Regions from separate parts of the Homo sapiens genome. Here region 1 is linked to region 2. Evidence: chromatin loops called from intact Hi-C (ENCODE). Cell type or tissue: ovary. All regions are shown on one strand. Each heading gives the region's core, and the rest is flanking DNA. Links, peaks and the distances in the headings are about the cores only.

Region 1 (16,467 bases), core at 5,739-13,738, 65 kb after region 2:
GTATTCCTGTATTCCTGACATTCTTCTAAAATTCTAGATCTATCCTTGGGTAAGTCAAGGGCTTATATTTAGGACCCTCATCTTCAAAGCGGAGATACTACTACCTAACGTAGTTGGCCATTCTGGAAACAATATAAAATAAATTAATGTTTAAAGGACACATTAGCTCCACATCTGATTATATAATCATCCAAATGAATTTATAATAGGAAGAAAAATTCTTCCACTGTTGAGGTTTATAACTAGGAGAGAAAATATCAGTTGAACTTATAATTGACTCTATGGCATATAAGCAGATTATTAATTTTACTCTTTGTCCCTACAAATCATGAAACTTTCATCATCGCCAGTACCTTACTTTTAGTTTGTAGTATTTCTTTAAAAATCTGAAAAACTCAAGTGTCCAGAAAAGTATAGAAACCATAACAAACTGCTATATGCTACCACACAAATTTATAAAATTTTAATAATTTACTGTATATTAGAAAACAGTTTTTAAGTACTGTATTATAGATGTATTATAATGTATGTATCTCTTCTGAAACCCCTTCTCCTCCCTTCCCACTCCAGAAGTAACCACGTAATCTTGAATTTGGTATTTATCATTCCCCTGTATGTTTCATACTTTTTAAAAACATGTACATATATATTGCTGAACAATGTATAGTATTACATTTTCAAACCTTATGTAAATACCATATTGAATGTATCTTTCTAAAACTTGCTTTTTCATCCTAGATTATATTTTTGAGATTCTTCCTTGTTCTATTTTACTGTAGTTTATGTATTTTGATTGCTGTAAGAATATTTCATTATATAGTCCATCATTTACTTGTTCATTTTACTGTTTTTGAATATTTTTTTTTCAGTATTCAAAAAAATGCTACTTCAAACATTCTTGCACATTTTTTTCCCTTGTGTTAGGTGATAAGAATTCTGTCACAAATCAGCTGTGGAACTTGATTAAGACATTGACCCATTGCCAGGCACAATGGCTCACACCTGTAATGCCAACACTTTGGGAGGCCGAGGCAGGCGGATTACCCGAGGTCAGGAGTTCAAGACCAGCCTGGCCAACATGGCGAAACCCCATCTCTGCTAAAAATACAAAAAATTAGCCAGGTGTGGTGGCACACACCTGTAATCCCAGCTACTCAGGAGGCTGAAGCCCAGGAATTGCTTCAACACAGGAGGCCGAGGTTGCATTGAGCCAAGATCGCGCCCGGCACTCCAGCCTGGGTGACAGAGTAAGACTCTGTCTCAAAACAAAAAGGACATTCACCCTCTTCAGGTCCAATGACCTGATCTGGAAGTGAGGGAGCACTTACTATGTGTGCTAAGCATTCTTCTCAGCATTTTCCATGTATTAGCTCATTCAAGTCTCACAACAACACTATGAGGTAGGGAATATTATTATCTCCATTTTACAGTGAACAAATGGAAGCACGGGAAACTTATTGAAGGTTGCACAGCTAATAAGTGGCAAAACTGGGATTTGAGTCTAGGAAACCTGGCTCAGGGACCCACACTCTTAAAAATCATGCCGTAATGTCATTATGCTGTATTGCCTAAGACAAATGCATATATACACTGGTACAAATACCTTGTCCGAAAAATGCCTATAGCCTTACTGAAGAGACTATTTACAAATACGGTATAGATGAACAATGATGTGTGACAGTAGTTGTCACTGGCTCTTCCCTAGGTAGCCAGGGAAAGGCTCATTTATTTGAGAAAAGCAAAGGCATAGAAGGGATATTTTTGTGTAGGAATGGGAGGTTGGGGATGTGTAAGAGATGAGATTGGGAAAAACCTCATTGTGTGTATATCTATTTATTTATAAAAATATTCATGTACTACCACAGTATATTATGTGCTTTATAAAAAACATTCAAAAAAGACAAAAATGAAAAATTATACATAAACAGGATTTCTAATTATCTTTCCCCACCCCTATTGTATTTTCTTGAACACCTAGGAATATCCTTACTCTGGGCTATAGAAATAATGGAAGGTTGTTACATAAATATATTTAATATAGGTAAATATTACATTCTGCTTTATTTATAGGTATGTTCACAGATTAATTATAGGGCCATCTATGTCCTTTGTCTTATATTTTTAAGACAATTTTATTCTTCATTCATGTCTCACATGGCGTATCTGACCTGGTGCTCCATACATAATGGGCATGCATTAGGGTGACTGGCTTGCTCCTTTTACTTTGTGCCCAACTGTCTCAGGTACATGTTAGTGTTTAACAAACAACCCCAAAACTTGGATGGAGGCTAAATAACAATGGCTCAGAATTCTGTGGGTTACTCCACAGCTTCAGCTTTCTTACAGCTATTCTGGGCCTGGATGGTCTAAGACGGGCTCTCACGTATTTGGCTGTTGGTTAGTTGGACTAGGAGAGCCTCAGCCGGGTCATCTCATCTCAGCTGTATGTGACTCTCAACTTACAAGAAGCTAGACCAGGCTTCCCCACATGGTGGTCTCAGGATAACATTCCAAGAACGTGAGAGTTGAAGCTCCCAACATCTCATTTGTGAAAGAATGTCACAATGTCAGCCCAGATTCAAGATTGAGGAAATAGATTACACCTCTACATGGAAGAAGATACAAGGCCACATTGCAAAGGAATGGAAGGAATTAACTGCAGCCATCTTTGAAAAAGTTCACCACACCCACAGATTCAGATTTCTGTGAAAATCTAATAAAAGTCTAGTTTAAAAGAGGAGCGAAATATATTTGGTTCTTTACTTCTTTTCATTTCCTGGAAGTACATAGGGTTTGGTTTTTGTTTTTTTCATTTTACATGATGAATTCCTATGTTTTCCTCTTGCCCACATAGTCCTGTGTGGAACAATAGTCTACTGATAAGAATCAACTTGTATCCTGCTGCTAATCAATGAGAATTTCTCTGCCCTCATCAACTTAATCTAGGATATCCCTTCCAGAATACCAAGATAATGTAAGCTTTTATTTAGCAGGGTAATTTGCTAAACATTGTTCATAAGTAGTGCCCTTTTAGCTTAAGGCAGCCCTGAGCTGCAACAGAAGACTGAATGGAGCTCTGTATACATTCTAGCTTCCTCACCTCACTCTTAAAGTGGGTTAGATGAAATCTGGTAGGAGAACATAGATCATTTGCCAGTGATGATATTCATAAGTGGTAAAAAAAGGAATGACCTGAAACATTTTTATACTGTGTTTGTTATTCTTCTAAAGAGATTAGAGTTTTACTGAGACCACCAATTCTCTTTGGAGGCTGGGGATAGTAGCATCAACATTCTCACTGATTAATGAAGTGGTGTTCACATTGGATTTGTGAACAGACCCATCATATGCAGACTTCTGGTCTACTGAGGAGCATGTGTCTCTACATGTTTACAGTGGTGGAGTTTCCTTGCCCCTCTGCCAATAACCACAAAATGATCAGTAATGAGAAATAATTAAGTATCTAGAGGAAGAAAACAAAGACATGAATTTCATGATACTCTCATGCTTTGTATTATCAGTGACTTCATTGTTTCTCTTGGCAAATTTTTAATGCATCTGTGCTTGGCCCAGGGGTGCATACTAGGGTAAAGAAAAATTTTGTAATAGCAACAGTGGTTTGGGATTTTCAGGGTACCAAAAAAAAAAAAAGGAAAGTTGCTTTTTGTGTATGCCAAATAATGATACTTTACTCTTCATGAAGTGCTGACCTAGTACCTAGTGAGTTTACAAGGGAAAAAAACCTGCTTAGTTGTCAGTTTAACACAGCCTAATGTGTTGTTATCTGTGACTGTCATAACCCTAGAACGATAACCTTCAGGAGTGTAGGCTGGGAATCAGGAAACCCAGCCTCTGATCCCAGCTCTGCCTTTAATTAGCCAGGGTCTGTGTTGTTGCTTATAAAATGAGAATACTGGGATAGGTTGTCCCATGAGATCACTCAGGCTGGAACAAGGACCAAGGATTGTTTCCTTTGACCTCTACCCTGTTCCTCACCCCCTGATGGATCCCGTGATAGCAGGGTTAGGACCTGAGACTGGATGATCTTTGAAGTCCCGGGATTTCCCGCTTTAGAATTCTGGGACTCTCTGTTGTCTTGTATCTATGGATACAAATACAGTGCAGTTGGCAGTGAGAAGTAGATCCTGCTTTGTTTTCCTATGTAGTTCCTTTAGTCAGTTTTACTTGGGCTTAAGTTAGTTGAAATCATGGTGTATCTTGGTAAGGATGTGTCCATGCAAGAGGACTAGAAGAGAGTTTGTAATTATTTACTTAATTTATTTGCAGGAAATGGCCAAATGTAAATAGAAGTCTATTCTACTCATTACCTTCCTCCAGCAGCCCCTCAGCCAATTACTTATTATAAAATTTAAATTTTAAAAATCATTCTTTATTAATGTTGTATATTAAAAATTACTCTACATAGTTAGGTGCTACTTAGACATACTTTTTAGTCTTCATTTTCTTACTCATTTTTGTTTTAGAATTGTGGATGTGACTAGAGGATATTTTTGCTTGTATCAAGTAAGTGAAAAGCCTCAAAAAAGAAATCATTTTTGGTCTTGGTCATTTAATATGGTATCGAGGTAGCCAAGCAAAACTACTCCAATTTAGAGAAAGAAAATAATAGTAATAATGGTAGCTAACATGTATTCATTACTTATCATATACAAGCCCATTCTAAATGCCTTCCTTTGATTAACTCATTTATTTTGCAGAGGAAGGAACTGAAGCTTGAAGCCTTTTTTTTTTTTTTTTTTTTTTTTGTGACAGCATCTCACACTGTCGCCCAGGCTAGAGTGCAGTGGCACGATCTCGGCTCACTGCAACCTCCACCTCCTGGGTTCAAGCAATTCTCCTGCCTCAGCCTCCCAAGTAGCTGGGACTACAGGCGCGCACCACCACACCCAGCTAATTTTTGTATTTTTACTAGAGGTGGAATTTCACAGTGTTGGCCAGGATGGTCTTGATCTTGACCTTGTGATCTGCCTGCCTCGGCCTCCCAAAATGCAGGGATTACAGGCATGAGCCACCTGCGCCCAGCCCGCTTGAAGCCTTTTTAAATCACTTGCCAAAGGTCACACTGCTAAAAAGTGGCAGAGTCAGAGTCAGGCCCTAATTTAGGCAGTCTGGCTCCAGAGCCTACTAAATCACTATGCTGTATCTACTTAGCTTTTATAAAAAGATATACATAGTAAAGGAAAAATCCTGGTTTAACATTAATTTATTCAACAAACATTTATGAAATGAAGCCCTACTATGTCAAGTATTGTGCTACGCAATTTTGTTTTAACTAGCTTATTTTCTTTTCTTTCTTTTCTTTTTTTGAGACGGAGTTTTGCTCTTGTTACTCAGGCTGGAGTGCAGTGGCGTGATCTCGGGTCACTGCAACCTCTGCCTCCAGAGTTCAAGCAATTTTCCTGCCTCAGCCTCCCAAGTAGCTGGGATTACAGGCGCCTGCCATCATGTGGCTAATTTTTTTGTATTTTTAGTAGAGATGGAGTTTCACCATGTTGGCCAGGCTGGTCTCGAACTCCTGACCACAGGTGATCCACCCGCCTCAGCCTCCCAAAGTGCTGGGATTACAGGTATGAGCCACCATGCCCAGCCTAGCTTATTTTCATATGTGGACCAATCTCCAATTTGTTGAATTCTGAGTATCCAAAATTATACAAAAATGTGAGTAACATAAATTCACAAACCCCTAGCCTTTGAGTCTATTCAATAAAGATGTTCTGTTTTCATATATTGTTTATGTGCAAAAACTATGTATTTTTAAATTTTCATGTGCTTTTCTCAACCACTGCTGTCATATTGAAGTGGCAGGAGACATGTCTTAATAGAAAGAGTATGAGATTGTGGAATCAAATAGAACTGGTCTTAAATCACAGCTCCAACATGTTAGCTCTGTGGCCTTGGGCGTCAGTGAGCCTTTAAATGTAAAATGGAGATAATGGTACTTGCTAATGGGTTTATTATTCATATTTGGTTAGCACAGGGCCCCTGTTGTTAATGTGTGTATCCCCATGTCCTACAGAGTTGGACCTCAGCAGGGATTTATTGAGTGATTGAATCATGCAGTCCTCAGCAGAGCTGGTTGGCTCTGAATAGGAGCTGCCTCATGGTAAAGATGATTCATTTGCAAACCACTGGCTAGAAATTAGAAAAAGGGTACTGAGAATCTACTGAAGTAGCTGTGTATAGACCTCTTACCACATGCCAGGCACTGTTTTAAGTGCTTCAGTTCATTTATCTTATTTATCTTAAAGAATTTTAGCCTGAAGTAAATGAAAAAAACAGAAAACCTGTAGGAAGGGAGTTGGTAAAGGTGAATTAAGGTGGAGACTCTCATAAGAGATAGCAAAGACAAATAAATTAATATCAATTTCAGGGCAGCACTGGTGCCTGCAAAAGGCTCAGGAAGTGTGTGTGTGTGTGTGTGTGTGTGCGCGCGCGCGCGCGCGTGCATGCACACTCGTGCTGGGTGGGGAAGAAATGTTAGATCCACGTAACTTACTGGAAATCTCCATTTAATTTCACTGAATTTTGTAAACTTTCGATCATAAATACCCTGATCTGCTATCCCTCACCCCCAGCCCTCTCACAGACACCCTCACATGCATGAAATGAACTGAGTATGCACTACACTATTTTTTAATTTGACAGCACCATTAACCATCATTAGTTCTGTTTTTAAGCATGTAACATTTTATTAAGGCAGTCATTTAAACTTAGTGTAGTGGGAAATTTTAGACATAAATTGTTTGTTTTGATGGCAAGAAGACTGCATAACACGGAGTGAGTCTGTGCTAACTGTACGACACTCATGGCCAAGGAACAAAGCTGGGAGTGATCCAAGGCTTTAAATTTGAATATATTTAACACCCCATACTTTGCTGAGTTTAGAGGGCAGACTGTCTGCTATCTTTACATTTGCACTTGCATTTCCCCCTATCTTTACACAGAACCTTTAAGCTAAGATTTAGTTCCCTGAAAGAATGGAAAGAGATGTATTAAGATTATGGGGTTCTCAGCAGAGCTGGTTGGCCCCTTTAATATTAACTGACTTATGGTAAATGTGATTCATCTATGAAAATAGTGGCTATAAATAGATGTTAATAGCGCTCAGTTGCAGAACAGCCAGGTTGTGCTCACATGGCCAGATTAGGGGAAAAAATCCTGTTGGGTATTTTATGTGGTCTTTCAAAAAAAAAAAGTTTCCTTTTATTGCCCTACTCACCCACATTTGAAGACACTAAACTCAGCCAGCTGCAGTAAAGCTATCTGATGGCTAAAAAAAGACAATTGAAAACAAGATAACCTAATTTAGTAATTGGCCTCCGTTATCTTTTTTCTCCCATTTTCAGTAAAAATCATTGAAACATTTTCTTAGTGATATTTTTCCTTGTAGGGCATAGACAAGTCTTTAGACAAGGGATTGGAAAGTGGGGATGTATGATTCAGGTTCATATTCCCAAGGATTCTAAGTCCTAAGAGAAAGTCAAAGCCACAGAGAGAAAATCAAATAAGAGCTTCAGAAGGTGGTGCAGTAGTCTCTCATCCATCACCCATAGTATCAGGCACTTAGTATTTTCCATCATCACCTGCTCACTTGTTATATGCCTGTGAGTGTCCAAAAGTGCTTCCTTGTTGTGAGCTGAAATCCAGCTCCCAGGAACTTTAGTTCGTGTATCCTGGTTCTGCCTCCAGAACTAAAGCAAGCCAAGCTACTCTTCTTGCCACAGTGTAGTCCTTTAACCGAAAGGACTCTATTCTTCTTTATTCCAAATGAAACACTCAGTTTCTTTATTCATTTCTTACACCACCTAGTTTCAGTCTCCTCCACCCACAACTCACAAACACATTTTGATTGTGCCCCTTCAGCCCAGGGTCTTTCTTAAAGATATGCATGGAATTGGGTATAATTTCCCAGATATTAAACACAACTAAAGCAGTGAATTGGTGAAGGTATATACTCAGGGAAGATCTTAGCAGCTTTTCTGATAGTGGTTCCAGTTGGAATTTTAAGTATGGATCCAAAAATTTGATAGTAGGTGTTTAATGAAAACTTCTTCCAGTTTAGCTTATCAGGTGAATGCTTGTAATGATACCTTTCACATGCATGTTTCTTGATACATCAGGAGACAGGGTATTATTTCCCCAGTTTGCAGATTCCTCGTCTGCAAGATTCAGGAATCTTCAATAATTTTAGTTTACAAACAGTGGACCACAGATAAAAAGCTAGGTATTCTGACTTTTTTTTCTCTATGCTCATGCTAAATTAATTGACATTTACTCTCTTTTTAGTTTGGAAGTGTTCTTTGGTTTCTTGTTTTCTACGTGCTGCAGTCAGAGAAGCTGCTGGGCTGTAGATACAGAATAAACAACCACTGATGAGGTCCAGTAGGGCAGACTTACATCATGGCTTTTCTTAGCTGTGTGTTGTGAAGAAAGGACAAAAAGAAATATAAAAATCTTCAAGTATAAATAGTGATTTATCCAAGTTTTCCATTACAAATCAGTGACTCTTTAAAGATTCTTTTCTCATTTAAGGTTGAAACAGGGCTGAGAATGTTTTCCAGATCTTTGTGGAATACAGCAGAAAAAGGAAATTATTTTTATGTAGTCCAAGTTAGGTTTAAATGCATTTTTAAATGCCACACTTCCAACCCTAGATCAGAGCTCTTGAAAATCATATGATTCTTTTAACAGTTTTCAAACTACATCACTTTCCATATTTCTTCCAACTTCATGCTCTGGTTTTTCTTAGAAATACAGTGATAATGAGCCAGTCACTTAACCTTTCTATTTTCTTTGAATTTTTGTCCGTTTGGACCTTGGAGCCAGTTTTGTCCAATCCCCTTACACTGTAACCAAATCCCAGCAAGGTTAACTGATGTGCCTATGGTCATGCCCTGAGCCAACACCAGAAGGCAGGTCTCTTGCCTACATCTCTGTTGTTCTTTCCATTGTATCACTTCTTGTTCATAGGCCAACCCCTGTTTCCTCCAGCTCTAGGAAGATGTGAATCCTAAAAGATAAAAATGCACCTTTCAGAGAACCCGAAATTTCCTACAAATTTTTATTTTTGTGAACCATCTTCCTCACCTTTTAGGTAACAATAGATCACCCTGAGTGCCTTTTGGCCTCCTCTTGCCTAGGCCAACCCAGCCTAATAAGGACCTTGAGGTAAACAGGTGATTCAGAGGAGGTCAAGAGTTTCCATCTTTACATTCCAACGTGAGGTCTTCCCTTTCTTTCATCTAAGGAACTGTGACTAGAATAGAGATGGGTTGTTGTAGAGAAGATGTTGCAACTCTTAAAGCGCCTTGGGCTACCCCTAACTTCTAAGCCATTTGGCTCCCCTTTCCCAGCATCTCAGGTATACTCCATTTATCTTCCTATAACTGGCAGAAAGTTTAATAACTTCTTGCCTCTGAAGCATATAAGTTTAGTCTGAAACATTTGCACTTTCTCTTTTTAGGGGAAGAGAGGGAAACTAACTTTTCTAAAGCTTCTGTTTTTGCCAAATAATACGATTCATTCTTCCTATTCCTTACGTCTTTTTTTTTTAGACACACGGAGTTGATATTATTCTCTTCAATCTACTGATGAAAAAACTGAAGTGTTATAAAGCTCACAGCTTATTATATTAATAGTAGAAATACAGGTTCACGAGTAAATACAAAATACTAGGAAATACTGTAAATAATGTTCAATGCACAAAGTGTTTTGGAAGGATTTGAGAAAGAATGACTAATTCTGCCAAAGGGCCTTAGTAAAGCCATCTCAGAGATAAGCTTTATCTTGGAGAATGAAAAAGGGTTCCCAGGCCATATGTATAGGTAGAAGGTGGATGAAAAACACAGTATGTGGGGAATATCAAATTGTGCCTATGCTGAAGCACAGGAGGTGTTCAATGGTGAAAAGTGAGGGCAGAAAGGTCAACTGTGGGTATGCATCACAGGGCTGTTTATAATAAGGGAGATGAAACAACCATGTATCCAACAAATAATAGGGAATAATTATATGGATCATAGAATATCAGTGCACATATTCTGTGGCCAGTGAAGCAGCCAGAAAAAGTCAAGTTTTCAAGGAGTATTTAATAATGTAGGAAAATATTTGTAATTTGTAATAAGTTAAAAAATTTGGAAAAAATATATTGATTTATCTATTATATTGTTTTCATATTTGTGAGGTGTTTTTCAGAAGAGAAAAGGGGATGAATGAGATAAAACCTTGAAATTGATCAACAATGCAATAGCATGTTGCCTTGATAGCAGCTGGTTTGATTATCCATGAGGTGGGAAAAGAAGACTAAGGAAATTTGAATGTGAACTATAAATTAGGTGATATTAAGAATTTACTGTTTTCAGGAGATCTAGACCATCCTGGCTAACACGGTGAAACTGTATCTCTACTAAAAATACAAAAAAATTAGTGGGGCATGGTGGTGGGCGCCTGTAGTCCTGAGGCAGGAGAATGGCGTGAACCTGGGAGGTGGAGCTTTGTAGTGAGCCGAGATCGTGCCACTGCACTCCAGCCTGGGTGAGAGACCAAGACTCCATCTCAAAAAAAAAAAAAGAAGTTACTGTTAATCTTATTAGATGTGTTAATGGCATTGTGTTTATGTGAAGAATGTGCTTTTTATTTTTCCAGATGCATAATGAGGTATTTAAATGTGAAATGACATGTTCTCCTGGGATTTACTTTTAAATACTCCAGAAAAAAATAATGGCAGGGGATAGAGGTGAAATAAATATGGCAAAATATTGAGGATCTCTGAAGATGGGTAAAGAGAACATGGGTTTTATTCTTCTTTCTACATTTTGTATATTTGGAAATGTTCATAATAAAAGATTTGAAAGAAAGCACTAGGCACATATTGGATACATAAACATTTTAAGAAGTGGTTTCCTTGCCAGTCGCCGTGGCTCACGCCTGTAATCCCAGCCCTTTGGGAGACCGAGGCGGGCGGATCACCTGAGGTCAGGAGTTCAAGACCAGCCTGGCCAACATGGTGAAACCCCGTCTCTACTAAAAATATAACTAGCCGGGCATGGTGGTGGATGCCTGTAATCCCAGCTACTCTGGAGGCTGAGGCAGGAGAATTGCTTGGACCCAGGAGACAGAGGTTGCAGTGAGCCGACACAGTGCCACTGCACTCTAGCCTCGGCGACAGAGTGTGACTCTGTCTCAAAAAAAAAAACTGAAAAACAAGAGGTGATTTTCTTAAAAGAAAAAAAGAGAGTGCCATGGGGGAAAGGGGAGAAAAGAAGAAGGAAGGCACCAAGCTTGGGTATCAGGCATAGACAGAGAAACAGGAGAGTAAACTATGTCCCAGGAGCCAAGAGAGAATTATTTCAAGGGGCAAAGAGCTGCTGTGACCTCATTTTAACAACATTACCACTGCTTAGAACAACTTTGGACCTCCACTTTTGGAGTCATCTGCTTTGAAATATCCCTCAGCTGGGGCAAAGCCTGTTTCTTTAAAGGCGAACTTAATTTCTGATAACAAGAACAGGTTCCTTAAAAACAAATCTAGTGAATCTAGTGGTCAGCTCATGCCTATTTTGGTCAAAAGAACCAATTATGACATTAAAATAATGGGACTGGCTTTTGTGTGTGGCCTTCAAAGGAGGTTTGAAGACATTTCCAAAATGTGTCAGCCCTGACACTTTTTCAGAATAAGCTTCATAAGATAAAACCTTCAATAACATTACACATTTGGATTAATAACTCCGGGCTTTTATTTTTCATATTCCATCTACTTTGGTTAAATGTTAAATCTTGCCGGGTATGGTGGCTCATGACTGTAATCCCAAAACTTTGAGAGGCCAAGGCAGGTGGATCATCTGAGGTCAGGAGTTTGAGACCAGCCTGACCAATATGGTGAAACCCCATCTCTACTAAAATTACAAAAATTAGCCGGGCGTGGTGGCATGCGCCTGTAGTCCCAGCTACTCGGGAGGCTGAGGCAGGAGAATCGCTTGAACCCGGGAGGTGGAGGTTGCAGTGATCCGAGATCACGCCACTGCACTCCAGCCTGGGCAACAGAATGAGACTCCGTCTCAAAAAAAAAAAAATTACATCTTTGGTGTCTTGGAGCTTCAGTCTATTTTCTATAATCCAAATATAAGCAAAGCAGTAATAAACAGCATGGTAGACAGCAGGGGAAAGAGCATAGGCTCTGGAGTCGGCCTGGCCGAGTTATAATCTTACTTCCCTCGCAACTTCTGCTGTCCAAATTGGGTCAAACTACTTCATTTCTTCAGGGCTCAGTGTTTTATAGGGTTATTGGGAGGATTAGAGATGACACATACAAGATGCTGTGCCTGGTACCTAGAACATGATAGGAACTCATAGCTTATCCTAATGGAGATGTCATAATGATACAACTTTATCTCTTGGTTCAGCAGACATGCCTTCCCTCTTAGAACATCAAATGAGATAAGAAAATAACTAGTGGATTTTTAGCATCATGAGGAGAGTACATTACTCAGGCCCTACCTCACCAAAGGGAGGGAGTTCTTCTAGTCAGTGCTAAACAAGTATTTTAAGAGTGTGTGTTATTTTGTGCCTAACTGAGATGGAGATTGGCAAGCTGAAGAAATTGGGATTTGGCCAAGAACCAGTGCTTGTTGTTTAGTAGAGAGGTGATAGGGAACTATGATCCTGCCAGTTTGGAGGGACGTAACATGAAATGACTTCTTGGTCCAAGCTGGCTACAGCTGTTCCAAAAAAGATGACAAAGGCTGCTGATTCAGAGGGGGATACTCACCCAGGCTGTCACGTCTGTCTCTCCACCAAGCAAGACTTTTTTAATCCTCTAACACAACAGCAACACAAAATTTACTGTCTGCAGGCACAATGCTAAGGCACTTTGTGCACACTAAATCGTTAGGCACTGAAAACAACCCTGTAAGGTAGTACTCTGATTCATCTGCACTTTATGGGTTAAAGTAACCGAAACCTAAAGAGGTTAAGTTAATCTGCCCCAAGCCACAGAACTGGCAAGTGGCAGAACAGGAATTCAAACTGGCTTCAGAGCCCACCCAGTCTTTGCAAGCCTACTTTCTAATGCCTGAATTCCTTCTCTTTAGGAAGAATTATCTGTGTAAAGTTGGGAGAGACATCTCAGCAATTATGGTGCAGCACTGACTATATCAATAAAATTAAAGTAGCCAGTATCTTTCACCAAAGACCTGCATCACAAAGTGGTGAGAAGAGAAAAAAACATAGATCACCAGGGAGAAAGGGAAAAAGCCTAGGTTTGGTCAAATCTGCGATGAAGGCACAGAGTGAATTAAATTCAAGCTTCTTCACTACTGTTCATTATTCGGCTCATTCTAGGCAGTAGGGAGGGAGTTGTTATAAAGCAGGAGCTTATAACAGCTTTTAGACTCTGCTTAAGTCAAAAATCATCAAGAATCATCAAAAAGCATCAAGGAAAATACACAGAACAAGCAGTCACCCTGCTGTGCTCTCCCTGATGCTTTTTGGTGGTCATGTGGCTGTGACTAGACCCTATGAGTTCGGGTTAAGTCCTGGGTTCTTCAGACTGATAAAAGGTTTCTTCTCATGTCTTCCTCTAAGAAGGGCCATCTCCACCCTTTCCAAAGTCCCACTCATCGCTACGAAGGAGTGCTTTCCCCATACTCCCTCATGAGGTGAGGTTGGCTTACCCAGACTGCTTCCCAGCCTTGTTGCGTAGATCTGGACCTCAGACTCTCTGAGGTCTGTGGTAATGGGGATAGATTGAGCTTGGGGGTTCCACCCACTGTGTGTGGTTCCATATAGCCCTTTGTTAGAAAGCACCCAGGGCAGCCAAGAGTGCGTGTTGACTAAGGAGGGTGGCTGCTGCTAGGAACTGTAAGTAAATAAATGGATGTCAGAAGCTTACAATTAAGGAGGGAAACAAAGAATCATTACTCTCCCTTAAGCATGTTGCTTTGGATGTTTTAGCAATGATTATGAAGCATTTACACACAGACTAAACTAAGCTCTTTGTGTTCCTTGCAAGGTAGAGAGCCTGCCAAGTCAATTTCAGCATGCAAAACCCAGACAATTATTTTGGCATTTAGGAGCAGCCACTGTTTTTGCTAGGGGTTGGGGGCTGGCAGCCTGTTGACACAGGAAGCCTTCATAAGGAAAGAGAAGTCAACTTTAACCCCAATTTTTTTAAAAAGAGAAACCCTGTCAGGGCTCTCACGTTCCCACCTCTTATGCGAAACCTCTTGTCACAGAGCCAGTGGGAGAAGCCCTTGGGCTTAGAAGTGCCACACATGCTTTTGTGTCCACAGCGTGCAACTCATTCATAGCTGTTTTCATATCCTCTGCCTAGCAGCTCTTTTGTGAGTGTGTGCATACAGACAGTTGGTAGATGTATTTCTAGTAATAACCAATAAAAAGATAAAGTTCTTGAAATTATGGTCTTGGTTCATCAGATAATATATGCTTTATGATAGTCATTCTCAACCTGTAAGCCCAGAACTCCTGGGAGCTTTCAGAGTTGACAAAAGGGGCCCTGCAATCCATATAGCAAAAGCATTTTAAAAAATTGGGTATGTCTATTACATCTTCAGAATAGCCCTGGATACTATTGTGATTGATAGCTTATAAGCTGCTTTAAAGTTTTCTGAATTTGTTATAGGCTTTTATAACTATGTCTTCACTCAGTCAATGAATAGAAAAAGCTACAACTATCAATGGAGAATTTGGAAATTTTTTGTTACGGAAAAGGAGTTTTCATCCTAGAAAGGGTGTGTAAGCAGTATCCAAAGGTCTTTTCTGTGTGGCTGCTAAACAAAAGACTGCTTTCTTATTATTGAACCTTTTGGTAGTGTTTTCTGACACAAATGATTTCATGTCTGTATCAGAACTGCCCTGTTGATGTAGCTGCAGCTAAAGAATGGGCTGAAGGCATTTGGTCTTACAGACTGTTAATCTGAAAAAAGCAAATGATGCCATTTTTTTTAGTGTTAAGACTTTATGCATCTAACCCACTCTCTTCAGTACAAGTTACCATGCACATCATAATTACTTGAAGGTATTTGAGGGATGATTGTAGTTTAACGTGGTGGTGGCTACATCTGGAGGCCTGAATCCACAGTATTCTTATTTTTAGCCTTTAGTAGGGACTGCTTCTTCCAGTATGTTGGCTGCAGTATTTAAAGTAGTGATTTGCTGGCTCTATACTACAAAGTACCAAATTGCCAATAGGCACTGTCTCCATCAAGGATACAGTCATTTGTTGCACAGGTGCTAACAGAGGTGGGCGGATCTCCTGAGGTCTGGAGTTCAAGACCAGCCTGGCCAACATGGCAAAACCCCGCCTCTACTAAAAAAATACAAAAATTAGCGGGGCGTGGTGGCAGGCACCTGTAATCCCAGATACTCGGGAGGCTGAGGCAGGGAGAATCACTTGCAGCTGGGAGGTAGAGGTTGCAATGAGCTGAGATTGTGCCACTGCACTCCAGCCTGGGCGACAGAGCAAGACTCTGTCTCAAAAAAAAAAAAAAAAAAAAGTAATAATATATTCAGCACTGAAAAATGGGGAAGCAGGCACAAAGAATTTTTAAAATTTACCTTTAATTCAACCACGCAGAGATTTATACCCTTGACCTTTTGTATAGTTTCCCATAGACTTTCTTATCTTTGTATCTGTTATACTATACATATTGTTTAGGGAACATTAGCTATTGTCATAAATCTTCCATACCATGATATTTGATAGCTACATAGTATTTCATTGTATGGAGGTGCCATTATTTATGTAACCATTCTCCTATTATTGGATATTTAGTTAACCACTCTCCAGTCCTTCCTGCCCCACCCCCTTCACCTTAGTGGCCTTTTCCCTATGGATCCAGAAGGGACCCAGAGCTAAAAAGGAACCTTGACTTTGTCTGGACTTCACAAAACTGGCAGGAGTCCATGAGAACTGTCCTCGGCTGAGAAAAATATCTGTTCGTTGTTTTAAAGTCATGATGACAGTGGCTGCAGGATTTAATCGCAACTCATAATCATTATTCTACCTCCCCTCTAAATTCTTTTTCCCTTACCAAATAAAAATATAAAATTGTTTTGAATACTTTTAATAAGGTAAAAAGAAAAATAGAAGGCATGTATACTGCTGGGGTAGACCACTATACTACCTTTCTAGGCCCTGAAAGTTGAGAATTTGAAAATGAAATAAGAATTTAGAATATTTGTCCAAATAATTCATCTTTAACAATAGGACATTTATTTGCACATTTTTTCCTTTCATGGAGGAAGCTGTTATTATATTTACAGATTACCTCATCATATAGACTTGAATAAAAAATATGAGAATCAGACCTGTAGAGCATATTTCAAACAAAATTAAAAGCAGAGCTGTGTAGACAATGGTGGTGGTAAGATAATAAGTATTTTTTATTCTAAAGCTATAACATTCTGTTTCTGATTTATAGAGTATGTCAT
Region 2 (16,467 bases), core at 4,474-12,473:
TAGCTGCAACATGGGAAGAGCAGTGCAATTTTGTCTCTAAGGTCTACAAAGCCTTTGGCAATCTCAAATCTCAGTTCCACAAAATAAATACTCCCAACAATCTTTAGAGTCCTTTCCTCCCTTCTTTCCTATATAACACTGTATACAAATTCACATGTCAAGAGATTTTATGGCTCATCAAGTCTCAATGGTTCAAAAGAATGGAAAACCGTAATTGGAATTCCATGGGATTCAGATTTATTTGAGTCTGTTGTAGTTCACAAGTTGTAAGTATGCTGTAAAAGCAAATAAGTACTTAAAATGTTATACTAAATTCAAAGTACAATTAAACTGAAAAATTAACACCTAGGCAAAAAGTATTTAGACTGTTAATTTCAAAAGAGACTCTTTATTGTTTGTGGCTAGGATCTGATATAAGCCATTTAGCCCAGGTTGTAAAGATTTGTCTTACAGATTTGTTTTTTGTGGGTGCATGGTAAAACAGGGAGATTCCAAACTAGCTTTTAAGCCTTTTGCAGTCACCAGCTCTCTTCGGTCCTTTACCTGCTCAGGAAGTTGTTTCTTACTTCAGATGAGTAAGACATTTTTAGGAAAGTTCTTGTGGGTTTCTCACAGGAGGGACTGCCTTGTAGCAGGGAAATCAAGGTAAAGGGTAACCTCTCCTTACAGAGTGGCTAAGGTTAGGCACGCTAGAGACAGATCTTCAACAAGCTTAATCCTTTACTCCACTTCACAGCTGGGTGTCTGAGAACAGGAATTCTTCATGACTGCATCCTACAAAGGACCTCCTCTTTGGCCTGAGACAGCCCCCTATATGTCAGCCCAGCAGCACCAGATGATGAAGGAGCATCATCCCTATGGATAGACTAGCATAACCAGAAGAGTAACAGTAGCTGCTATAGGTTTGGCACTGTGCCAACTGCTTCATCACGTTTAAGCTTCAGGTTAAGAAGTGATGTTACTTTAAGCTGCCTTCCTTTCTGCATAAGTCCAGGTTGTTCTGAAGGCCAAATAATGGGTTTTTAAACTTACAGTTTGGGTGCTCTGATCTTGGCACAAGCCTTATTTGTCTTTTAACCTCAGGTTCTCCTTTCATAATAGACTTCTGAAGAATAAGTCTGCCATCTTTTTTGGAATGCTGCATTCAGTCATCTCCATTTACATTTCAGTTCCCATCTTTTCCATGAATGTTTCTTAACTTGTCTAACCCTGGCTGATTTTCCTTTTCTAAGTCCCCACAGCCCTTACAGCTTTATTACCTAAATATTCTACATTATTTTGTACTGCTTTCTAATTTGTTTTAGTATATTACTTTTGCCGTTAAGCCAACTGTAAGCTCCTTAAAGGAATAATACCTCTGTATCCCTCATATGGGTTGAACTCTGTGCATACTTGACCAAATGATAGAGAGGTAAAAAGAACCACTTCCTAGGGGAGTATAACCATCCCTTAGGCTGAGTGGTACCTAAAGTTCTCAGAATGACTTGTTATTAGAATGGAAGAAGGACAAGTAGAGTTTTGTTCCTCTTGTTCTTGTCACTTCTGGAAGGAGAACCATTTAGTGAAGAGAAGAATTCACTTGGAGACAAATTTAATTAAAGTCCAGATGGGGAAAATTGGCCAGAGAATCTTAACTTTGCCTGTGATTCTTTGCATCTGTGTTCAGCCTAATGAATTTTATTGAACTGTAAAAAGAATTTTATGGGGCAGAATTTGGGGGGAGATTAGTGGAGCCCCAAATCACTTGGCAAAGTTACTCTCACTTTTATTTGAAAGCCTCAAGAATAATATGCGACTTCAAACATAATGTATTTATTTTAATAATATGAGTGTTTGAAAAGTAGATAATTTTCCTTTTAGCAGCAGTGGATTCATTTTCACAAAATTCCACAGAGTAATTCACTTCTTCTGCCATTCCCAATTAACAGACTAACAAGTTAAGACTAAGGGACTTCCACAATATCTCACTGAATGGGTGTTTGTCTTCAGCAAGAAACCAGCAACTTTCTCATGTTCTCTCTAGGCTCCTGGACCAGGCAACTCCTTCCTTTTCTTCAAATTTAACAGGCAGACACTTAAGTCTTGCGAGCCCAAATGTGATGTTTTACATTCCACTTATGATCTCTGCTCAGAGATTTGTTTTTGTTTTGATTCACATAAAAAAGCATTTTAAAAAGAAAGAGAAAAACATATTTCACCTTTAAACTTTTGTTCCAGGACTGGTGGGCCATGAGACACAATAAATCTGGCAGATTTGCTTCTGTCAGGGCAGCCCATCTTAGAGGACTGACCTCAGCCTTGAGGCTGCTTTAGATACAGTGATTTGGAGCTCTCACAGGCCCAAGTGCTACAGCTGTGTTCATCTTTTCTCCATTTACATGTGGACTCTTTCCCTCAAATTACCCTCATTTTCTTTAGCTAATTTGTCTCTGTAGTGATATAATCAGTAGCTTTTATTTTTATATTGTCTCTTCTCTACTTGATCAGAGTTCCCATGAGGGTTATTGCTCATTATTCAATCTTTATTGAGTACTGAGAAATACTTGGGGTGGATGACATTGTTCCCTTTTTGTAATTTGTAGAAACCAAGGGAACAGGAGGCTCACCCAGTAAATGGATGGCAGAGCTAAGAAGAGTAGAACTCTGATTTATCCACCCATTATTCTTACTCTTTTAGTCTCACCGTTGAGACACTAACATTTATCCCTGTCAATTCAGTGTCACTATTCAGCAAGGTTGGCCATTGACTATATTCTGTTGAAGTTTTTATAAGCATTCTCCCACATTGTTTATCTTTACTTAGTTTTTATGTGTAGCTGATCTCTCCTACCTTCATTGCATTACCAGTCAATTAAAATAGAGCAGGGATGGGACCATAATTGAAGTTGTTGTCCAAGAGCTGCTAGTGATCTTAGTCCTTGTCATTAATGTGGTACCAGTCCATGCTAGTAGCTATAGCTGGGTTAGTGACATGGTATGGTGTGTGGTGAACTTAGTTGCTGGGCCTGTTTTCATGCCTTGTGCTTAGCTCAGTAAATGTTTGCTACTGCTGAGGAGAATTATAAGCCCTAGGCTAGCTTCACAGGTTGACATTGGAGTAACTTTGAAATTAAAGAAAAATCACTCTTCTGTAAAATCTGGGAGATACACTGGTTTACCCACAGAAACTTTGGAATGAAGTACATGCTTGGGAAAAGGCAGTCTGCTGCATGGCAAAGATAAGCCATTTGTGCCCCGTAAGTGCATCTTCCAGGCCTTCACCTGAGGCACAGAGATTAGAGAAATTCAGAGGAGTCCACCCTTCATTAACCACTGCACTGTGTTCTTCCATATTTTGCTTGAAGGCCATTCCATGCCCCCGGGTGACTCACCTGATACTCCTTCACCAGGTATACAAAGTCTCATTTTATTGGGGAGGGAATTAAACTGAGGTAGATGAAGATGGGCAGAAAAGCATCTGACTTAGTCTGCCTATATAACATACACTGCCATACAAAGCAGATTTCACTGCCTTGACTTAAGCTGAGCCTAACTTGGTTTCTAGTTAAGTTCACTGCCTTGACTTAACCTGAGCCTAACTGGTTTCTGTAAGTCACTTCCATATGGTTGCTTTAAGTAGTGGCTGAGATTTGTTTTCAGCTCCTAAACAAAATCTAGAAGAAGGGGCCCTCCACAGCCCACTGTTTGCAGAAACACTTTTTTTTTGTATCAAATAAGCAGCTTCTAGGTTGTAATTTGTTCATATATTTATCCAACACCTTTTCTGTCCCAGCAACACACCTACTAATTGTACCTCGGTACTTTCCTAGGCACTGGAGGTAAAGCTGGTTGTAAAACTGACCCTGAAGGAGTTTATAGTCCAAGAGACAGATAATAAGCAAATAAATCATTAATGAGTAATTTAATGTCACATCACAGTGCACAGTTTGAAGGAAAATAAAGCAGGGTAAGTACCACCAGGAGCTTGTAGCCTTCATAGGTGACTTCCTCTGCAGTTTTGGGGGAGGTTGTTTTGAAGGCATTGAGTCACTTTGAATTTTGAAAGGGATCCTGCTAGCTGCGGACGTCTGAGGAGTGCAAAATGCTTAGCTGGAAGATACTAATAGAAGGTCATTTGTCAAGTTAGTGGTTCAGACCCAAATGTCTTTGACCACAGAGTACACAGTCTTTCCAGGGCACCTCTCACCTTCCAAGTAGAGAGTGGGATTTGCCAGCCGGAGGACCTTTAAATACACTTATTTTTTATTTTCTCTTTCCTCCCTTTATCACCTCCCTTCTGTTGTTGTAGCCTGATTAAATTGTATTGATTTTCACAATGCTTCCTTATCCTTTGCTTTTTTATTGCTTATACTTAAGAACTTTGAACCTTTCTACTTTCTTTTTTTAATGGATTTTATATCTAAATTAACACCTACAGTACTGAGGCTTTTTCTGGGGCTTCTGTTCTCCTCTCTTCCTAGCACTAATTAAGGAAAAACTACTGGTGAGCTGTAGCCCAAGAATGCAGGGGGCCCTGGCCCTACCTCTGCATAGCTGTGTCTCTGGGGCAAGTCACACTGTGGACATCAGTTTCTTCTGTAAAGTGAGGCATTTGGATCAGATGACCTCCATTGCCCCTTCCAGCTGTAAAATTCTGTGGATATTCTGTGCCAGGACTGTGTGTGTGTGTGTGTGTGTGTGTGTGTGTGTGTGTGTGTGTGTGTGTGTGTGACTGTGGGGCCTGGGGTATCCCATTTTCCATATAGTCAAGTACCTTATCAAGGTACTTCTCAAATTCATAGTTGAATGTTTGCTGTTCTGATGTAATGTATGCTTTCTTTTGCTGATAATAACTCCTTTAGGCTAGAATAAGTAGTTATCATAAACAGACACAAGGAGTTGAGGTATGTCTGCATCCTGTCTGTCCCAATCATACACTTACCTATCTACTCCTCTACTTACCTCCCTACTGCTCCCCTGCCTGCCCCCACAAACACATCATTCCCCAAGCTTGTTTAAAAAAAATTCTATACTTAACAATTTATCATATTTTGGAGCCAGTAGAGCATAGAAATGTGAGGACGGTCAGACTGGAAAAAGAATACTGCTAATGTGTTCTCGTTCTTGGGCTCAGAATTAAAACTGCTGCTGTCCTATCTTAATCTGCTAAAGCATCTCAGAGAACAAGCATGAAGAGGGAGTGTTTCTCATATCTGAAAAAGAAACCAGGGACTTTCCTTGGTAAGCCTTCCCATTTTTGTTTGCCCAGCTTTCCCAGGCAGAGACGATGTTAGTGCAGATGAAGGTCAAGGAGAATCTCAAGTCTTTTTTTTTTTTTAAAAAAAGGAGGGATGTGCAAAGGCTGATAAGTGTTGGTGATAATCTGCTAGGAATTAGTGTACCTAACAAAATGACTCAAAACATGAATGTCCTACCTCATTTTAAGTAGAAAATGACCAGCCATAGGAGGTTCTAAAAGTCATTGCAGCACACTTTAAGCATAAGTGACTGGGTTGGTGGCTAGAAAATGTTGTGGTGATGACAGCAGCAACCACAGAAATATTGCTTTGAAGGTTTGTGATGCTGGCTGCATATGCAGTGTCTCTTCATCTTTAAATCCTTATTTAAATATAATTTACAAAAACTAAACAATCAGTTTAAATTGAAGCTGAATTCATGGTCAAATACAAATTAAATGGACCTTAAAATCGTTTAAAATTAATATGTCCAACAGATAAGGTAGGGTGTATTAGATTTTTCAAAGATGACAGGCTCTGTGAACAACAGATGGGGCCATTTCAGTTCCTGAAGCAGGTTGAGACCAATATTGCCTTACATCCACAATATCCAGTCTTTTATAAACAGTTCTCTTCTTGCCCCTCTTCCTTTTTCCTTTAAATAGGAGGGGCTGTATGTTTTTTTTCTATTCACCTTGTAAAATGTTCACTTTGCCCTGAAGCACTAGACATGGACAGAACATGACCTAAGCAGAATTATTGGAATCTTATTCTTCCTCCTACATTTTCAGTTTTTTTTCTTAAATCTCAAAATCCATTTATTACCAAAGGCACTTTTTTGGAGGGGAAATTACAGCAGAGAACCCTTAAACAAAATTTACAGCCTTTTGAGAAGGCAAATTAATGGGAACTGCAAGAGAACCGGAAAATTAAGTCAAGGCTTGATTTGTGTTTTCATACTGGCTGTTACTATAGTCTCCATCACAGCATTAGGAAAATAGCACAAAAATACCAGGGCTTAACAGTTAAGGTTAATCACCACAAAAGTGCAAATGAACTTACTAAGCATAAAATTATTATGTGCTTTATTTGGAAGTGTAGAAATTCACATTCATTCTATCAAAAACATTTTCCCATCATACAGATTGTCCCAAGGACTAAGAAATTGCTCATCCAAAGAGCCCAGTGTGAGATAGGGTATCCATGATAAGTCATACTTAGCTTTCAGTTTTAAAAGAGGTCTTATGTGATTGTTCTTTGAACCATGCTTTAAAGTTAATAAATGGGAAAAAGTGTGGAATATTAAAGAGTGTTATTTTTAAATTTTAAAAAATCGATGCTTGCCTGCTTTAAAAAAATAAAAGACACTGGGAAACACAGCTGTTAGAATTTTGATGGAAGTTATGATTTTCAACAGTTGAGTTGTAGTTTATGGTACAGATGGTACTCTGGGTATACCTGAAACAATAATTGATGGTTTCTGTTTGTCTCTTCCTCTGTTAGATTCAGAAGAGCAGAATATCTTTTTTCCAGAGCAGGAATTTTTCAGTTTCCAATTACCGCTTATATCAGATAAACAACTCTTCCATTGCATATTCTGTACTTCTCCACAGTGACATGGGTGTTGGCCCCGCTCTTCTCATTATGGTGGGCTTCCCTAGGTTTGAAATAATAGTTTGTGGAAAATCCTACTTCTCAGTACTAACCTGCAGTTTATATAGCCTATCCTCAGGCCAAATAACATATAATTTTTCTTTTAAAATATGAAAACCAAAGTCGTGCATTGCTCCAAACAAAATTAGCAAAAACAAAAAAACTGCTATGAGGCAAAAATGATAGGCACCAATGTCATATACTTTTAAAAACCATCCAACAGAAATTATTAGAAATATACAGATATAACCCACATTTTGAGTATTTTTTAAATGCTGTGTTTCAATGATAAAATCTGGGATCTGACATTTTCTTCTGACAATTAAATATAAAAACATGAGTTTGTAACACACACATACACCTCAGTGGTTATAGTGCTCTGCTCCTCTGTTAAACTTTTACTGTACCTCCAAACAGTTATCTTATATGGTCATTTTAGTGCCAACTAAAATGCCAGCATTTTAAAATCTCAGAGTAAATATAAATGGCAGCCTATGAATTCTGAGTTTGAATTGTATATACTTATAAAACATAGAGACTGTTTTAAAAGGGACAATTCTGTCACATAGTTGTTAAAGTTTTATTTTACAATATATGTTTAGACCAGATAAGGATTGAATGATGAATCAATTTTTCATCTCCTATTCCAGTGTTCTAAAGTTGACATAACCTTTTTATTTTTAATTCCTACGTTGACTTTTAGTTGGAAAAAATGAAGTAAAATATTATGGAGATTTTTCTGCCAAGTGTTCAGTTATCATACTGTAAGAGTTCATTGGTAGCAATAGCCTCTTCAGGATTTAGATGTAACTAATTATGGTTTAAAATGTTACTGATTAATACAGTTACTCTATAAGTTTTACCTTTTAAATTGGCATTTTTTACATAATATACTACTATCCAAAATATTACTCTAGAAATGATAGCTGTAAGTGAGGTTTGTCATTTTTCCAATGCCTGGACTTGAAGCAGAAAGTTAGAACTCAAAACTATGATAGTTACTTCCTTGTACAAATTGACATATGCTTTTACGACAAAATAGCGTTTGTACGATTTTTTGAAGCTTAAAAAGATTTTACTTTTTAAGTTAGATTCGTCTTAATTCCAAGATGTATTCCTAACAGTGTTTTTCTAGTCGTTTATATTAACATTTACAAAAAGAGGGGAAAACCTGGCACTAACAAATTTTCGCATTCTGCTCATGTAAGACAAGCGAGTTTGAGTCCGGAGGAGAGATAGGGTTGCTGCAGTACAATATAGTCTCCCCCACCCTTTCCCCAAAGATTTCTCAATATGGGCAGGATTCAATGTGTAGCTCACTTGGAAAGCGTATGTAATACAGTCACCTCCCACCTCTCAACATTTAAAATTAAATCTCTAATCTGTTTTCTCCTCCAGAGAAAACTTCTACTTTCAAGTTTTGTGTGAGTTGGAAACGGTTTTGAACCTAGAATTCATTGGATGCGCTTTGCGAAACCTGTCTGCAGTTTGTGATGCTGAGACAGCTTTAACAGCCACCCACAGACTTGCTACCTGGCTGTCTGACAGCAGTGCCCCTTGGTGGAGCGAAGTTGCTCTCCCGGGCTTACCTGAACTGCCTGCGCCGGGGCCGGGCGGGGGCCGGGCCGGGGCCGCTGTAGTGCCGCGCTGCGAGCCGACTGTGCGCGCTCCGAGAGTCGCCCGAACAATGCGAGCGGGGCGCTGAGCGCGCCCGGCCTATGGGCGTTACGTCACTGTTCTGCCTTATAAGGCGCTCCGCGTGTGCGGCGCTGTCGGCGGGGGCGCCGGTGACCGCGGGACCCTCGGCCGCGGCGGCGGCGCAGCCACACACCCCAGCTCCCGCGGATGTTCCGGCCGTGTGAACGGACCGTGGTTCCCGGCTCCCAGCGGAGGGAATGAGTGGTGGGCCGGTGGGCCGGGGCGCCGGCGCCCTCCTGTCGGGCTAACAAAGTCATTGGGAGGCAGGGTCGATCCGCTTGTAACTTTTTTCCCTCTGGGTCCCTAAAGCTGTTGTTGCTTCAGGGACTTCAATACACATCCTGTTATTCTTATGTAAACTTTTGTAAATTCATTATACTTTTTATTTTTGGTTGCTGGGGGTAGGCGGGAGAGGGAAAGGAGAAGTCTGGGGTTTTGTGGAGACATCTCTGGGGGTGATTTAGACTTCAAACCTTCTCTTTCCTCTTTGTAATGAGTAGGGGTCCTCAGAGGATGGTGTTTTATTTCCTGATGATGTAACTACCAAACAATTCTTCAAGTGATGATGGAAAGGCCAGATGAAATCTTATTTTTTTCAGTGTTTTTCCTGAAAGAACTTCCTCTTTCCCCATTTCTGCATGCCTGTGTTTTAACGAAAGCAGTTAAAACTATCATTTTTTGGCAGGGAAAAAATTTTTAAAGAAATTAAATGTTTTGTGCTGTACTTTCAAGACAATGTATAAAATTAGAACTTTAGAGCCAGTTTTAATGTTTGTTCTCTTCTACCGGCAAACAAAATAAAGCCAAAAATAACCACGTGAAGAAAAAAGAAATTAGCCAAATGTGATTGAATTAAGAATATTATCCTCTAGTATGGGGTAGATTTACTTGTACAAATCCTACTTCTTGTGAATGAGAATTCACCTCCGAATTATAAGAGAAGTCATACCTAAAGTTCTAGCCCAACTATATGAATCTGCTAAATAAATTAGGGACGTGGCATTCTTATTTGCAAGCTTCAGATGAGTAATTTTAGTAGCTTGAGTCCTTTTAAAACCTCTTTTAAAATTACATTAAAATAGGATTGCTTCCTATTATGATGTACATATGTCTGTAGAATTATTGTTTCCATATGTTTTGTCAAACAAGAATGACGAAAATAGTCTGCTCGCTTCATTTTCTTAGTGTGGAGTGGAGAAAGGATGTTTGCAGAGTTGTTAGTGGAAATGGTGTGGAATAAAGATGCAGGGCACAACATTAAATGTATGTCCTCTTCACTAAATTGGGAGTTCACTTTATCATTATTCTAGATCACTCTAAGTACCTACTGAGAAACCTAAAGTAAACTCACTCTTGCTTTTCATATACAGTATACTAAGAGATGTGAATTACACATACTCTTCAGCCGAACTTAAAATTTAATATTTGATTTGCAATTGTGTACTAACATTTTGGATGTTGAGTTTGTAGTTTTGTTGGTTTTAACTCTTCTGCCCTATACTTGTGAATTGCATTGTAATCTTTTTAGTCTCCTGTGCTTACCTCATACTTATTAAATATCCTTTTTGAGACTTTTATGCTGCATTTTTTATTACAAATGAGATTAAATGACTTTTATGAAAGTTGTATGATGCATAAACACCTGAATCTCAGCCCCAAACTGATAGCATACTTTTACCCCAAAGCTAACAGTTTTGTAGCTTGTTTTGCATCTTTTTCCCTCTGATAGGCAAATATGTTTCCTAACATTTAACACTACCATTTGTTTCTTTCTCACATATCCATACTCAAGTTTTGCATTTATTTTCATTCTTTTGACTTGCTGGTTCCCATGAAATATGTTAGTATTATTTCCTCCTTTTCTTTAGCTATATTCTGAAGAATAGAGGAAAGAGGATTAGGGCTTCTACTCCTTGTATGCCCTTGCCTGGTACACTACTTGCCTGGTTACATTACTAATGTGTTACTCCTGAAACATCAGTCTCTTGACCCAGCTATGACTCAGCTTTCCAAGTGAGGTCATAGTTATGTGACCACTGTCTTCAGGAACCAATATTAATAGCCCTCATTTGTTGAGCTTTTAGATCATACCTACCACCATACTTAGTGCTCTACAAGCATTTCATCATTTAATCTTCACAACACATTTTGATGTGATATGATCCATTCTTTTCAGATAAAGACATTTAGAAGGCTAAAGTGGCTTGACCAAGGTCACACCGCTACTAAAGTAATGATACAGGGATTTAAAGCAATGTTTACATATATAGCCTTCTACATATATAGTCTTACATATATAGCCTTCTTCTACATAAATAGTCTTGTCTTCTCCTAATAGTTTGTTCAGAATCTCTCAGAGGTATGTTTGGTAAAGGAGTGTTCAGATTTAACTGAGAAGTTTCTGTTTATTTTCTAGACTGAATCTTGAACTGGGAAAGCCAAGACTCATCCTCTTTTTTGTGGATTTGTGGATTTACTGACAGTTTTCTGGAAGGTGGCAGCAACGTATCTTGTTCTAGTAAAATTAGAATATCATCACCATTTCACTTCAAACGAAAGTCAAGGGTTTTGAGGGAGCAGGACCTTTAACTGATACAAGAGTACCCTGGGTGGTGTATTGCAAACTCCAACCAGCTGTTGGCATTGTGCGCCATTGGCCACATAAGTAGATGAGTAGACTTTTATTTCCTTCCCTCTTTCAACCAAAATTCTTTCTGAGATGTAATTTTTATTCTCTTGGTTTCTGAAATTTTCTTCATTTGTGAAATTCTCTTGGTTTCATTTGTGAAAATAGTAGAGTTATGATCACTGTGCCTCAAAATTGGATGAGAGAGTTTTACTTCCTAACCTTGTTCTGTCCAATTACTTTTGTGACTTTCTTTTCATTTTTTAATCAGGAATTTACTACAAATAAGCATACCTAGACACCAAGGTCCTTTCTACAATTAGTAATCTGAGTTTATGATCTAAATCAGCACTAGCTTTAAACTGTTATTTAGAAATGATACAAAGAAATTTTTCTACCAAGTTCATTGCTTTCTAATGCGGGAGAAGGGGTTTGTAGGTAACAAGGCAAGAAACAAGGAGATACCAACTAGATTTAGCCATATTATATTATGTCAAAGACAGCTTAATATCACCAGTTTCCCTGGTTCGAGCTAATTGTCAGGAGGCCATGACAATGACCACATTAACAGGTGTTATTAGTGAAGTCAGTTGCTACTGACCATAATTACAACATCATCATTATTTAACTTTTAAAAAATACCATTAATATACTGCTAATCACATCAAGCCAGTTCCTCTTTTTGAAGTAACTGCTCTTATTTTCTTTCATGTCTTCTCTCCCTGCCTTTGTTTCTTCTTTTGACTGGTCATGTCTTTCAGTCATCCAAGTATAGTAAGTGCCAAAGAAGCAGTAATTAATAGGATGTTTCTTGCAGCTACCCAAAATTTTCATTGCTGGTCCTTTGGTCATTTAAGCAGTTGGTACGCTCTGCTCCCTAGGAGCTCTGCTTTGAGCTATGAGATGGTAATGCTAACTTTGTATATGACATGTTTGCTTCTTTGCCTCTGTGAGATAGTATATATGGAAACACTGTCATGTACAAAGAAAAACAGCAAGACCTGTATAAGACCTGGTCTTATGGACCTGGTCCTGTATAAGAAGCTGAACAGAGTGGGAACAGACCCAGGATTGCATAGGGAGAGGTATAGTTCCATGGTCCTGCATTGCTTCAGACTACAGTTGGATTGGCCAGAATATGAGCTTTCGGTGTTTATTGCACCCCACGCTACCTTCTACCACCTTACCCACAGCCTTCTTGCAAAGCAGCTTTGCCACTGAGCACTGGATAACCTTGCCATGGATCCGATCCTGTGCTTCTACTCTCCGATCCCTTCTCCTCTGCTGCTACACAACTTAGGACGAAGGCTGAAGGGACCTGTAGGCAACTGTGAATGTGGAGCCAAAGGGGATGTCTGTGGTAAAAGAACCTTCTCTCCATGCCCTAGACAATCATTTTTCTAATCAACCTCATTTCTTCACTCTTCTTTCACTCTTCTTTCAGTTCTTTGGGTGCCACCTGTCTGGCTCTGTACATGTAGATACCCACATGAAATATACCATATCTCCGCACTTAAACTGTACTTAAAAGAGCCTTTAACCAGCAGACCTTAATATACATATAAACTGCAGTAACTGAATATATATATGAACTGCAGGTCTATATATATAGACCCTCTTTACTTTTATCTGTAGCCTGAATCTCTGGTCCCAGGCCTATATATGGTCCGCAGAGTTTCCAGAAGGCTTCCAATTATTCTGCTCATACTTCAGCTGACTATGACTCTAGAACAGTGACATATGTACCTTGAGAAGTGATTACAGTAGTAGTGTCCATGTGATGCTAGGGAATGGGAAGTCCTTTGTTATTAAAACATTAAAATGATGATATTTTGTGGTTTTAAAATTAATTTAAAATTTTTTTGTTTTAAAATTAATTTAAAATTTTTTTTATTTTAAAATTAATAGGCACCCTTCATAATTTGGAAAATGCATAAAAGTAAAAAATTTTACATGTAGTCCTACCACATGAATACTGCCAACTATTAACAATTCAATGTACTGTGTTTCTTTTAGTCTTTTTCTAAGCATTTATAAAGCATCATTTTCGTAGTGTGGATGGACCCTGTATGTGTATGTATATGTGTATGTATATTATGTTTCTTTTTGCCTTTATTATATATTTCTGAATCATGTTAGTGGCTTTTCTGTAGACATTGGGCTATTTAAAAGCGCATGTTTACATATTCTCCCTAGCATTGGTGGTCACAAAGCCAACTACTGCCTGTTGGCCCCCTAACATTGCCACGGTCTTGTTCCTCATCAAACAAAGCAAGGAAGTCTATTTAATAAGGAATCATCTGTTGGTAAGAGACTTCCTACCCTTGGTTTACAGGGGATGCCATAAGTTGGCTATGGACTCTAGTGAGCATACTAGTAGGTAAGTAGAATGACTTAGAAAGAATGAAGAATTGGTAATGTGACGCCACTGTAAGATTATTAAATGGGAAGCAGGAAAAGTCTGTTACTTAGGTCCAGTCCATTTGCTTATTTATTCCTACAAACATTTTGTGTTTCCTTGGTAACTAATAATAGTTTTGAGAAAATGTTGAACTCACAAGTATTACTGCAGAAGTGAAAAAAAACCCCCAAATCACAGAAATTAGAGACGGAAAAGACCTATTAGGTCATCTTCCCTGTCCCTTGCCAGTACAGATTGTTCTCAGTGCTTTGTTCAGTCCATTTTTTAAAGGGACCTTGTCATATAATTTGTAGCCCATCTCTCTCTCTCTTTTTTTTTTTTTGAGACACAGTCTCACTCTGTTGCCCAGATTGGAGTGCAGTAGTGCAAGCTCGGCTCACTGCAACCTCCGACTCCTGGGTTCAGACAGTTCTCCTGCCTCAGCCTCCCTAGTAGCTGGGATTATACATGTGTGCTACCACGCCTGGCTAATTTTTGTATTTTTAGTAAAGACGGGGTTTCACCATGTTGGCCAGGCTGGTCTCGAACTCCTGACTTCAGGTGATCTGCCCGCCTCGGCCTTCCAAAGTGCTGGGATTATAGGCGTGAGCCACCGTGACTGACCCATTTCTTTTTTAAGTAATACATTTTTAAAGAAACCACTGACAGATTTTCCCATGTAGATGTGGAGCTTGATTTCAGGGTAAGTATTTGCAGAGAAAGACCTGTGGATTCAAAGTACAATTGAACAAGTTTTGTTAGTTTGAAGTCATTGGAATAGTTTAGGATGTCTTTGGAATAGTTGACCAACTAAGAGTAGAACAGTTAGGTAAATTGGATTTATATGTTTTCTTTTATCTTTGGAACTCAAATAGAGCAATTCCTGAGCATAAATTTTAATTATAAACTTCAAGACTCATTGAAATGGTCCTAGAAAGCCTGAGAAAATAAAGCATCCAGGAAGTAAAAAAATAAGAGTAAAACTATTTCTTCTAAGATTATTTTTATGAAAATTACATTTTAAAACGTCCCTTTCGGTTCCAAATTCTGCTTTGTCCATTATTTATGTAGTTAATTGCTTGATATGAAGGTGGCTTCTAATTGTAAAATCCTTTCCTTTTGTCTGGCAACTTCTTCCAGACTCTAGAAGGACAAAATAAAACTGTCTCATATAAGCAGTCAGTGGTGGTGGTAAGACTAAATCTTCCACTTCCTCATATAATGGCTGGAAATGTATTCACTGAGAAAAATGAACAAATTAAGAGTAAAAGGTGTGCTTAGAGTTTTATTAAGAAGAATGATCCTTTCATAAAATCATATTTTAGGGTATAAGAGGCCTTAGAAAACATCTGATCTTCTTATTGCCACTCTCTGTTCCCATTTTTAAATAGATGAGATAACTGGAGCTCAGAGAGGTTAAGGGACTTGCCCCAAGGTCACACAGTAAATTGGTGACCCAGTCACTGTGTTTTCTGGGACTGAATGTTTCTTTTGGGAAACATGAAAAAATGGCACAAACAGTGTGATTAGTATCTGAAATCCCAATTAATAATTGAGTAATTTACCTAGCTTATACTAACTGCAAAACTAATTTGGAACATTAATGAGCTAGTTGTCTACTTTATGGATTAGAAATGTTTTCTTTTGTTGCATTTGTTTTAAATTGGAGATTTATAGATTGCTGCTTATCATCTCAGGCCACTAAGATTGGCCACATGTCAAAACCCTAATGGAGATGTCTGAACTTTTAATATAAATTTCTGTGTTATCATGTAACACCATTATCTTGCATGCTTGCCAATTGGGGGTTCTGTACATGAGAAATTCTATTATAATTTATGTCACTAAGCATCCAGTCTACATCATAAAATGCAGGTTTGGAAGATATGTCAAAAGTCTTGTGTCTACGCTTAGATTGAATTATCTCTCAAAACTTCAGTGTTTTATCTAAGAATTGGTACATGCACAGTCTAGTTGTTATTAATCAGTGCCGAACAGCTCCAGAGATTTTTTACTTCCCCAGCAAGTCCATTCCATTCCAAACTGAGAACTGGCTGCTTCTAACTTCCACTCATTGTTCTTCATCTTTCCATGACACCATGTTGAATAAATGCGTTGCTTTGACATAAAAGTCTTTTAAATATTTGAAAAGTTTGTCTTGAGTCTTCAGTTATTCCTATATTATATCATTTTAGTCTTTTCACACCCTGTGTCCAAAAGGTTGGTGCTTAGAATGAACAGATTATTTCATCATGATTATTTCAGCATTATCAGAGTTATCCTCCCCTTTTATAGGCTATGTGAATGTGTGTGTTGGCTGGGGGGTGTTGTATAAACAGATTTTCTTACCATTTTAGACAACCATATCACACTGTTGAGTCAAAGAGCTTACTGATCATCAGTCTTCTAATGAACAACTGCACACCCAAATGTTGTCATCATGTACTGCTTCTGTGATAATCTAGGATAATCACTTCTATACTGGTTTTGTTTGTATGACTTCATTGTTATAATAATAACAAAAACAATAATAGGTGACACATTTAATGTTTAATTGATGTCAGACACTACACGCTTTACAAATAGTAACAACTTTAATCCACATAATAACCCTATGGGATAGATAACTGAGGAACAGAGAGGTTAGGTAATTTGTCTAAGATCACAGAGCTAGGGAATGATGGCACCAGAGTTTGAACTGCATACTGACTCCAGCAACTTCTGGGGAAAATCACACTCAGTGTTTTGTAGTAAGATTTGGATTTAGGGGGTAAACAGTACTAACAGAGAGTTACAGAACTTTGTACTTCTCTCATCTGCTATTTAGTTCATTGGACTTGAACTATGGGCTAGGAGAGTGAGAATGGATCTTG

The links. Hi-C counts contacts between places; a loop is a spot of excess contacts. Peaks named below come from ENCODE experiments on the same cell type or tissue, not always from the same donor. Only the 100,000 strongest peaks of a DNase experiment are listed, where the experiment ranks them.
Region 1: it touches region 2 in a loop (8-fold over the local background); 16 of 110 quality-filtered maps call a loop at or near these places.

Annotation. Positions count from the first base shown.
Region 1 is chr3:99,931,628-99,948,094 of GRCh38, forward strand. All of the region lies in intron 1 of CMSS1 (cms1 ribosomal small subunit homolog), which reads left to right. All of the region lies in intron 1 of FILIP1L (filamin A interacting protein 1 like), which reads right to left. All of the region lies in intron 1 of LOC105374010 (a long non-coding RNA gene), which reads left to right. Among named protein-coding and RNA genes, the nearest start is that of MIR3921, 25 kb to the right of the region's middle. In ovary, for the core only: no CTCF peak of the experiment used is centred there; no DNase peak of the experiment used is centred there; H3K27ac peaks cover 1,159 bases.
Region 2 is chr3:99,867,614-99,884,080 of GRCh38, forward strand. The region is part of intron 1 of CMSS1 (cms1 ribosomal small subunit homolog); the gene reads left to right. The region is part of intron 4 of FILIP1L (filamin A interacting protein 1 like); the gene reads right to left. All of the region lies in intron 1 of LOC105374010 (a long non-coding RNA gene), which reads left to right. Among named protein-coding and RNA genes, the nearest start is that of HP09053, 52 kb to the left of the region's middle. RefSeq lists silencers at 532-826, 8,397-8,866 and an enhancer at 10,432-10,726. In ovary, for the core only: a CTCF peak has its summit at 8,577; a DNase peak (open chromatin) is centred at 8,568; H3K4me3 peaks cover 4,613 bases; H3K27ac peaks cover 5,129 bases.